2 separate regions of the Homo sapiens genome follow, and region 1 is linked to region 2. The links are chromatin loops, found by intact Hi-C in ENCODE. Cell type or tissue: psoas muscle. All regions are shown on one strand. Each heading gives the region's core, and the rest is flanking DNA. Links, peaks and the distances in the headings are about the cores only. Region 1 overlaps RNF24 (ring finger protein 24). Region 2 overlaps RNF24 (ring finger protein 24).

What was found. Hi-C counts contacts between places; a loop is a spot of excess contacts. Peaks named below come from ENCODE experiments on the same cell type or tissue, not always from the same donor. Only the 100,000 strongest peaks of a DNase experiment are listed, where the experiment ranks them.
Region 1: it touches region 2 in a loop (5-fold over the local background); 20 of 110 quality-filtered maps call a loop at or near these places.

The regions. Positions count from the first base shown.
Region 1 is chr20:4,008,549-4,013,929 of GRCh38, reverse strand. The region is part of intron 1 of RNF24 (ring finger protein 24); the gene reads left to right. Among named protein-coding and RNA genes, the nearest start is that of RNF24, 4.3 kb to the left of the region's middle. In psoas muscle, for the core only: no CTCF peak of the experiment used is centred there; no DNase peak of the experiment used is centred there; H3K4me3 peaks cover 197 bases.
Region 2 is chr20:3,933,648-3,939,028 of GRCh38, reverse strand. RNF24 (ring finger protein 24) reads left to right here. Exons shown (of 6, transcript NM_001134337.3): 5 at 3,956-4,035; 6 at 4,828-5,381. The coding sequence ends at 4,966. Among named protein-coding and RNA genes, the nearest start is that of MIR103B2, 19 kb to the right of the region's middle. RefSeq lists an enhancer at 2,620-2,769. In psoas muscle, for the core only: no CTCF peak of the experiment used is centred there; DNase peaks (open chromatin) are centred at 3,168 and 3,488; H3K4me3 peaks cover 1,230 bases; H3K27ac peaks cover 2,067 bases.

The DNA of each region.
Region 1 (5,381 bases), core at 255-5,254, 75 kb before region 2:
ACAAATGATATGAATTTTGCAAGATAGTTGTTAACTCTGGTTGCATGATGATTTTCAGTTTCTTTTTACCCATATACTTTTACAGGGTGTTGGGAAATTAGCCACTCATTTACAAGAAACACACCTCCAAGGTATTTTTATTATGGGTCGGGTGCGGTGGCTCACACCTGTAATCCCAGCACTTTGGGGGGCCGAGGTGGGTGGATCACCAGAGGTCAGAAGTTTGAGACCAGCCTGGCCAACATGGTGAAACCCTGTCTCTACTAAAAAAATACAAAAAATTAGCCGGGCATGGTGGCGAGCGCCTGTAATTCCAGCTACTCGGGAGGCTGAGGCAGGAGAATCGCTTGAACTCCCGGAGGCGGAGGTTGCAGTGAGCCTAGATCGCGCCATTGCATTCCAGCCTGGGCAACAAGAGCGAAACTCCGTCTGAAAAAAAAGCTATTTTTATTATGATCTTTGGATTCAAAATAGCGGTTTTAAAAAATTAAGAGGCGCTTATATTGGATGATATGAATAATTGTATGGGTTCTGTTTTCTTTAAGATTCTCTGTAATATTTTTAAAAATCACATGTATTTTAATTCCTAGTAGTTTTCAGTGGAAAATGAAATGTAAACTAAGCAGTCTTCCACAGCATCTGTTTATGTATATTCCCTCTGTTTAAAACATTTGCTTTTAATTTGAAGGGGAAATTTTCCATGGTCAGTTCAGGATACATTATTCTTAGTAAAATTCTTACCACGTTCAAATTCTTTTTTGTAAGAGTAAAAAAAAATTAATGAAAGTTGATTTTTCAATTGGGGATGTTTTGGTTTTAATGCATGATTTAAATAAAATCTTAATATCAATTAATTTAATTCAGATAAGTTAATTTAAAACAAGGCTTTTATGAAGGAAAAATGAAGCAGAAAAAAAAAAACAAGAGCTTTACTAACTAAAGTCACTAATGTTGAAGTAACCCAGTACATTTATAAACTGCCTGTCTTGACTGCATAAGACATTTTTTAGGAGTCTCCTTAAAACAAACCGTAAGGGGAAGTCTTAGATAAACAGAGTAGCATAACCGGAATTATCACTGAAATAAGCTTGCACAGTATCGCAATTTCATGGAAGTTTAATTTTGCAAGAGTGACTTAGCTATTTTTAATATCAACAAAGGAACCTAAACACAGCCTGGCCTTGTTATTCAGCATTCTGTTAATCAAAGTATTTGCCAACCCATAGTTTAGCATTCTGTAGTATGATGATTGAAGAAAAAATCTAAACTAACTTTTAGATCCTTAAAATAGATAAAATAATGTTAAGTGCTGTTTTAATAGTAAATATTTATTCATTAGAATAGTAATATTATGTTAGTGATGGTAAGAGCATAGATGGTAACACTTTGTTAACTAGGATCTATTATCCTCCCAGTAATGTCTCATAATAAAAAGTAATTTATTTTTCCATTGAGCATTCTCTATCAATAATTGCTTTTTTGTTTTTTGGGTGTTTTGTTGTTTTTTTTTTTTGAGATGGAGTCTCACCCTGTCCCCTAGGCTGGAGTGCAGTGGCGTGATCTCGGCTGACTGCAGCCTCCGTCTCCCAGGTTCAAGTGATTCTCATGCCTCAGCTTCCCGAATAGCTGGGAATACAGGCACTGGCCACCACGCCTGGCTAATTTTTTTTTGTATTTTTAGTAGAGACGGAGTTTTGCCATGTTGGCCAGACTGGTCTTGAGCTCCTGGCCTCAAGCCATCTGCCTGCCTTAGCCTCCCAAAGTGCTGTGATTATAGGTGTGAGCCACCGCGCCCGGCCAATAATTGTTTATTGTTTTAAATGGGAGTTTATTCTAAGATCAGTAATAATGCTATTACAATGTGTTAGCTTGAATCATATGAAATTGCCATGTTGAGACTGAGAAAAAATCAAAATCAGCAGTCTTATATATTATATAGTTAAACCACTCTCAACTCTTACTGGTTTCTTTTGGTATTTACCTTTATACTTATTTCATTTTTAATGTTTATACTGCTATTTCTTAGCTCTTCACTTTTGGATATTCTCTGTGGACTTCTATTTTGGAAGTTGAAGACTTAACTGTCTCACATAACTATCCTTCCATTTCCCACTCATACTTGACAGTTAGGTCGGTATTCAGGATTTATATGACTGACAGTGTACCTGTTATTCACAGTTGAGCCACGTAGGGTGCTATTACTGTGTTTTCTTCTTGAACAACTTTTGTTGCTCCTGAATTAAATAATTGCCTCTTTTGTTTGTTTGGTTTTCATTTGCTGAGTTTTCTTTGTATCAGTCACTAATTCATTCAAACTCTATGACAAAACTGATTATCTTTGAATATTCTCAGGTAGTCACTCACTTTCATATCTTTTCCCCAGGAGATGGTCCTGCTGGAGCCCCCTCTCTCCTACTCCAGTCTGGAATTGTTTGCTCCCTGGACTACTGCATAGCCATCATCCTGGGACTTCCCTTTGTCATCATCTTGGGAATTCCCTTTGCCTTCCTCCTGTGTTAGGTCTTCTATTTCCTGGACCCTGTGTCTTCCTTATTCTTGAGTAGCTTCCTGAGAAAGGGTACATACAAAATCTGAAATTCCTTCCTGAATTCAGAAGTTACATGTCTGGAAATGCCTTCATTTTACCTTCACTCTTGAATGGTAGTTTAGCTTGGTGTTAAAATCTGGATTGAAAATTAATGTGACTGTTTTGAAGACATTGTTCCATTAGCTTCCAGTGTCACTATTGAGAAGTCCAATGTCATTTTAATCCTCATTCCCTTTTTCTTCCCACTCTGAAAGATTTTAGGATCTTCAGTTTATCCCTGGTGTTCCTGACATTTCATGATGTACCTTGGAATAGATATTTTTCTTTACTTTTGCTTGTGGGGTAGATTGTATTTTCCAAAAAGGCTGTATATGTATGTGTGTGCATACTCCCCCCATCTCACCCAATATGCTATTCTTTGTGCCTCCATCAAGCAGTGGGGTCTTTGTTTCCTCCTCTTGAACCTGTGCAGACAGGAATTCTCCCCCGAACGTTTTGGATCTTGAGCATTGTGTTTTAAGAGCACAGCTGCAAGATCAAGAACATGCACCTGGCACTGCTAGGTGCCCAGCGCCATCAGGCCAGCATCTCCCTTCCCATTTTCCTTGTGACCACTGTTTAGGCATTGAGATTAAGCACTGTAGATGTGTATGTGTTCATTGAGAGAGGGGATTAAGTTTTTTTACTTTTAAATGAAATCAACAATGAAAATATCAATTGACATCAGAGAGAGTTTCTTTTAAGCAGTGAAATGAACCAACATGACGGCTGTCAGGTGCATTTTTTAAAAATCCACCTTAGGAAATGACAAAAAAAGAAATGACCAAAAAGAAACTAACTTGAGCTTCATGATTAAATATGTCATTATTAAATGTGACAAATATATTGTTTGCAAGAATTTCTGTGATGAGAAGATGGAAGCAAAAGGAGCTGCATAAATCACAGCTTCACAGAACATTGTCAGTATTTTTGTGTTTATCTCATGGATACATATTATTATTATTATTTTGAGATGGAGTCTCACTCTGTCACCTAGGCTGGAGTACAGTGGTGCAATCTCGGCTCACCACAACCTCTGCTTCCCGGGTTCAAGCAATTCTCCTGCCTCAGCCTCCCGAGTAGCTGGGACTACAGGCGTGCGCCACCATGTCCAGCTAATTTTTGTATTTCTGGTGGAGACGGGGTTTCACTATGTTGGTCAGGCTGGTCTCGAAATCCTGACCTCGTGATCTGCCTACCTCAGCCTCCCAAAGTGCTGGGATTGCAGGCATGAGCCACCGCATCTGGCCTTGTTTGTTTGTTTGTTTGTTTGTTTGTTTGTTTGTTTGTTTGTGACAGGGTCTCACTCTTTCACCCAGGCTGGAGTGCAGTGGCGTGATCTCGGCTCACTTCGACCTCTGCCTCCCAGGTTCAAGCGATTCTCCTGCCTCAGCCTCCCCAGTTGCTGGGATTACAGGTGCCCGCCACCATGCCTGGCTAATTTGGATACATATTTTTAAAACATCCTTTGTTTACTCTTTAAAAATTTTAAAATTAAAAACCCTTTTTTTTCTATTTATAGCTGCTTTATCATTCATTTGGCTTTTCCATGACACCACCCAAGTGGCTGGATATTACAAGAGAACTTCAGATTCATGACCAAAAATCCGAAGTAGACACTCAGCACTGCCCGGCAAAGCTACCATTGAATCTTAATAAGATCTTTTTGCCTATCACTATTTCATAACTTCTCTCCACTCCTTAAACTTATCAGCAACCCACCCCTCCTACTCAGATAAGCTGACCTCATAGTTCATTGAGGGTTTAGGAGATATCAGACAGAAACCACTCATCTTCCCCCCAACCAAATGTAGAAATCTGCCTTCCTTAGACCCATGTTTTCTGTCTCCTGTCGGAGGCAAGCTCCCCTTTCTACTGTGTTCCTCCTCACATCTTCTATACCTCATGCCCCCTCATATCTCACAGCTTTAGCATTTTTGCCCTCTCTCTTGCATCATCAGCAACTCTCCAGGGGGCTATCCATGTCAGCATACACATATGCCGTGACGTTGCCCATCTTTAAAATCAGAATAAGCTTCAGCAAACAACTTTTCCCTGACCCTCCTCTATCCCTTTCTATTTACCTACATGGTTAAGTCTCTCAAAAGAGAAGTTTACGTGCCTTCCCTACCTCCTCTATAGTACGTACCACCCTCTGAAATTCTGTTGTTTAATAATTTTTGTGTGACTTACCCCTAATAGAAGGTCAGCTCCAGGAAGGCAAGGACCTCATCTGTCCTGTTTACCACTCTGTCCCCTAGGACAGCAGGTGGCACAAGTGTCTACTCAGTACATGGGCAAAAGAGGCACAACTGACCTGGTAAAATAGCTTTTGATTTTTAAAAATTTCTAACAAGAGAATCCATGTTTTTTAATTACTCACCATTTTTTGCTACACTTAAGAATTGAAACAATTATGAAGAATATATTAATGATCAAATTTTGCCCTATGTTACATTTCATTCTTTCATAAGTATGACTTAATATTGGCAGTCTTGGGCCGGGCATGGTGGCTTATGCCTGTAATCCCAGCACTTTGGGAGGTCAAGGCGGGTGGATCATGAGGTCAGGAGTTCAAGACCAGCCTGGCCAAGATGGTGAAACCCCATCTTACTAAAAATACAACAAATTAGCCGGGTGTGGTGGCGGGTGCCTGTAATCCCAGTTACTCGGGAGGCTGAGACAGAGAATTGCTTGAACCTGGGAGGTGGAGGTTGCAGTGAGCCAAGATTGTGCCATTGCACTCCAGCCTGGGTGACAGAGCGAGACTCTGTCTCAAAAAAAAATATATATA
Region 2 (5,381 bases), core at 80-5,079:
GTAATCCCAACACGTTGGGAGGCCAAGACGAGAAGATTGCTTGAGCTCAGGAGTTTGAGACCAGCCTGGGCAACATAGCTAGGAGACCTTATCTCTACTTACAAAAAAAAAAATTAGTTGGGTGTCGTGATGTGTGCCTGTAAGTCCCAGCTATTTGGGAGGTTGAGGCTTGAGGAGCTGGAGGATTGCTTGAGATCAGGAGATTGAGGCTGCAGTGAGCTATGATGGCACCAGTGCACTCCAGCCTGGGTGACAGAGCAAGACTGTCTCAAAAAAAAAATTAAAAACTTTTGTGCTTCAAAGGACATTATCTTGAAAGTGAAGGCAACCCACAGGGACAAAGTATTCACAAGTTTTATATCTGATAAGGGTCTTGTATTTAAGATGTATAAAGAACTCTTAGAACTCAGTAATAAGAAGCCTGCAAAATAAAAAGGTCTGCAAATATTTTCTCCCAGTCTTTTCATCCTAACAGGGTCTTTTGTAGAACAAAAGTTTTTTAATTTGATCAAGTCCAGTTTATCCATTTTTTCCTTTGGTTTCTTTGCTTAGGTTGTGCTTTGGTTGTGCTTAGGTTGTGTTTCTGCTTAGGCTGCGTGTGTCTTTTGTGTCTATGAATGTGTAGTGCTCTAACATCATTTGTTGAAAAGGCTTTCCTTCTGCCATTGAAATGCTTTTTGCACCTTTGTCAAAATTAGTTGGCTATCTGATAAGGGAGTTCAGTCTAAAATATATAAAGAACTCTTACCACTTAATAATAAAAAGAAACCAACTAATAAATTGACAAAGGACTTAATAGGCATTTCTCCAAAGAAGATATGTGGTGGTCAATAAGCACGGCATCATTAGTCATTAAGGAAATGACCCATTTACACCCATTATGATAACTATAGTAAAAAAGACAAGAATAAGTATTGGTGATGATATGGAGAAATTACAACCCATACGTACTGCTGGTAGGAACGTAAAATGGTGCAGCCGCTTTGGAAATCGGTTTGGTAGCTCCTCAAAAAGGTAAACATAGAGTTACCATATGACCCAGCAATTCCACTCCTTGATACATACCCAAAAGAACGTAAACAAGGACTCAGCCAGATACTTGTACACCAGTGTTTATAGCAGTATTGTCCACAATAGCCAAAAGGTAGAAACAACCCAGGTGGCCATCAATAGATAAATGGGTAAACAAAATGCGGTACATACATACAGTGGAATATTATTCAGCCATGAAAATGAGTGAAGTACTGATATATGTTACAATATAGATGAACCTTGAAGACATTATGCTAAGGGAAAGAAGCCAAACATGAAATATTACATATTGTATGGTTCCATTTATATGAAATGTCCCGAGTAGACAAATCCATCAATAAAGAAAGTAGATTAGTGGTTGGTTGCCAGAGATTGGGGAAAGGGGAGAATGGGGAATGACTGCCTATGAATATGGGCTTGTTTTGGGGGGTGGGTGGGTGGCATTTGATGCAAATGTTCTGGAATTAGATTGTAAAGATGGCTGCACATATATACCTAAAAACTGCTGAATTGTACTGTTACTTAAAGGAGTGAATATTATAGTAGATTAATTGTATCTCAGTTTTTTAATGGTGATGGGAAGTCACACTGGAGAAACAATCTCATTGAATACTGGAAACAAAAGTTTATTTGCAAAATATGAACTGTAAAGGAAAGTTGTAAAATGAGTTTGGCTCTTAGGGAGCTTCTAGGAAGTCATCTGAGGCTTTTCTCTTTTTGTGATTGCCATTGACTTTGGTCACCTTTAGCATTTAACGTGTCAGAGTTTGTCTTGTTTTTTCTCAGGTGGCTATAGTTTTAGGATCTGTTTATTCAGAACATAATAGCACATTATACCATTAATAGTAACTCCATTTTGGGGCTGGGCGCAGTGGCTCACACCTGTAATCCCAACACTTTGGGAGGCTGAGTCAGGCGGATCACAAGGTCAAGAGATCGAGAGCATCTTGGCCAACATGGTGAAACCCTGTCTCTACTAAAAATATAAAAAATTAGCCGGGTATGGTTGGCATGCACCTGTAGTCCCAGCTATTCGGGAGTCTGAGGCAGGAGACTCACTTGAACCCAGGAGGCGGAGGTTGCGGTGAGCTGAGATCGCACCACTGCACTCCAGCCTGGCGACAGAGCAAGACTCCATCTCAAAAAGAAAAAAAGAAACTCCTGTTTGGAAAGGCTACTAATCTAATTTTGGATCCTGGAAAAATAAGTGAATAAAAATAAGCAACTCATCCAACCTGTGCTTCAACAGGATCAGTGCTAAATCTCCAGAGGACAGTCCTGACCCTGTGTCGGAAGGCGGGGCTGAGAGGAAAACTGGCTGTTGAAGGCCAGAGGGCCAATCACACAGTCTAGGAGATGGGAGCATCATTCCCTCTTTACAGGTGGGAAGCTGAGGCCCAAAAAGATACCACTAGGCTGAAACTGCTGGATTTTTACCTTTACCCACAGCTTGTTCTCAGCCTCCCTTCAGAGGACAAAAATGGGCTTGCAAACAGTACTTCCATTATAAAATGTAGACATCAATAAAAACAGCTGGCATTGGTAGACTGCCTTACTGTGTCCTTAACCCTACCCCCCAAGCTGAGCTGATGACAGCCGTGTGTAGGGTGGGACAGGCCATGTCCTTATTGTACAGATGAAGGAACAGAGCTCTGTGAGGAATCCTGAGGGCAGAGGCCACACAGCTAGTGTGTCTGAGCCAAGGCCAGCCACCTGTCCTGCTCTCCTCCCTGCTCCCCTGCCATCTTGGTAGGGATGCTGAGTCCAACAGAGCACAGTTATCCATTCTCCTCCTGTGAAGGTCCTGTCTGTCATACACACAAGGCCCTGAAAGCTACCTCAGCAAGGATGTTTAAAAACCAACATGGCACGGTTCACTGGGCACCAAGAGCCACATGTCCTGCCTGGATCATGTTACATAATCTAAGAAGACTGGGTTACGTGTTATAGGTTAAGAAACTAGTAACAGCAAAGCCATCAACAGTCCAGGCTAGAAATGGTGATGGCCTGAACCAGGATCCTTGGGAATGGACAGGGAAGCAAGTAGGGAGAAAGGAGTTCAACCACTGGGCAGGAGAAAGCAATGGCACAACAGCACATCAGTGCAACAGACCTGGGTCCCAGCCAGGCCTGGCCACTCTCCAATTAAATGGCCTCAAGCAACATTATTTTCCTGAGCTTCTGTTTCCTCATCGGTAAAATGGGTCAGTGTGGTGACACATGGTATCCACGGGCCCTGGTGAATGCCCAGGAAAGTGTTGGAACCCAGCCCCTGGGTACGATGGCAAAGGCCTCTCTCCAAGCCATGGAGACTAGTCATTGGCTGAGAGCAGTCCTGGTCCCATCTGCACATGTTCATGAGTTAACTGAGTCTTCAGTAACTTTTTATATGACAGAGACACTGACAGAAGGACAGTGCCAAAGTGGGAGGCCCCAGGAACTATAAATAGCATGTTACTGCAAGCTGTGCATAAAAACAGGAGAAAAGATTGCCAGGGCTTGAGCGGTCCCTTTCAGTGAGTGCTTGGGAGCCAGGCTGTGCTGCTGACAAGGTGGAGAACCCAGAGAGCCTCAGCTCTTTCGGCACACCAGGAAAGGGACAGCAGGCTAAGCTGGCAGATGTGAGAGTAACCCTCCCTCGGTCCCACACTTCTGATGCACTGAAGTAAAGGCAGCTGCCTCTTGCTTTCTGTCTTCTCCCATCTGCCCACCTCCTTGAAGATATGGGACAGGAAGAGCAGGAGACATTCATCTATTTTGGCCTGTTTCTTTTCAGTCATTTATTCATTCATTTCTTTTTTTTTTAAGATAAGAGTCTCATGAGTCCCTTCAAACGGTTGAGCCTTTAGGAGCCTGCACTCTACTTTGTACCTGGGAGGGTACTTAACAGACACTTGGCTTCATTTGTGCATTTGTCTTTCAGCTCTGTGCAGTGTGCCTAGAAGACTTCAAGCCTCGAGATGAGTTGGGGATTTGCCCATGTAAGCACGCCTTCCACAGAAAGTAAGTATTGGTATGGAATTACTTAATGGGACCCGAGTTTGAGGCACATCAACCAACTTCTTTTGGGTTTTAGGGCAGTGCCAGACAAGCTTGATGGCTTCATGATTGGTCTGTAATGCAGAAAGCTGACAGCACCCTACAGGTGGGATGTGTGTGTGTGTGCGTGACATTAGGAGACAGCAGAGTGGTGGAACGTGACCACCACGTCAGGACTATGGGCAGAGAGCCAAAATGAGCCTACACTTGGAGCCCAAGCAATAAACAGCTATTTAGCTGGAACTTTCCACTGAGAGCCTCATCTCCTAAAAACTTATTTAAATCAAAACCATAGTTATTTAAAATCAAAATAAAGTCTGGATATAAATGGTAGTGTGGGGCACTCTCCTCCCACTTCCTGCAGACATATTAATATTCTTCCTCTTATAATTTTTTGTTTTGTATTTCTGTTAGAAAAATTTATTTTCCTACTTCTCACATCCCTGCTCAGTGTATTTTGTTCTTGTAAGAAGTCATGGGTAACTGAGAGTATCACATACTATCTGTGGCTTCACACGTGGAAGATGGGAGGCTCTGGAAGGAAGAGGGGATTGCTGACCCCTTGGCCTCTCCCCACTCCTTCTCTCTGTCTCTTCCCTCTCTCCAGGGGGTGACATCCGTTCACCACCTAGGAGGGGAGCTCCTTGGACCATACAGCAGACGTTGTCTGGGTGACAGATATGGAGATGTTCAGCAGAACAGCCGTGCCATGAGCATAGGACTGACATCTTCCCCCTGTGGTGTCTCCTTCTGCAGGTGCCTTATTAAGTGGCTGGAGGTTCGTAAAGTGTGTCCCCTGTGCAACATGCCAGTTCTACAGCTGGCCCAGTTGCACAGTAAGCAGGACCGTGGACCCCCTCAGGGGCCCCTTCCTGGGGCAGAGAACATTGTATAGCTTACCGCAAGGATCAGACTGTTGCTGGACACGACGTCTGTGTGGAGCCAGGAGGAACACATGTGGTGTCTGTATGGCTGCTCTCTACCTAGGACACCAGCTGCCACTTCTTTTGCCTCATGAAGAACTCTTGGGCCAGCCAAACTGGGAACCTAGGTGTCTGGGTCTTGTGACAACCAAAGCACTTTGACACTACCCCCTGCCGAGAGAAGAGGAGTGGATGAGCCTGCGGGTTTGCCTCAAGAAACTTCATGAGGGTCTCTTACTAACTCCATTACACTCTCTCTCCTGGAGCCTCATCTCCATGTCAAGCAGGAGGGTAAAGAAGGGAACTAAGAGCAGGTCTTTCAAGCCACACCCCCACCTGCGGATGGATGGGTTTCTCTGTAGGCCATGCAGGCCTTTGTCGCAGCAA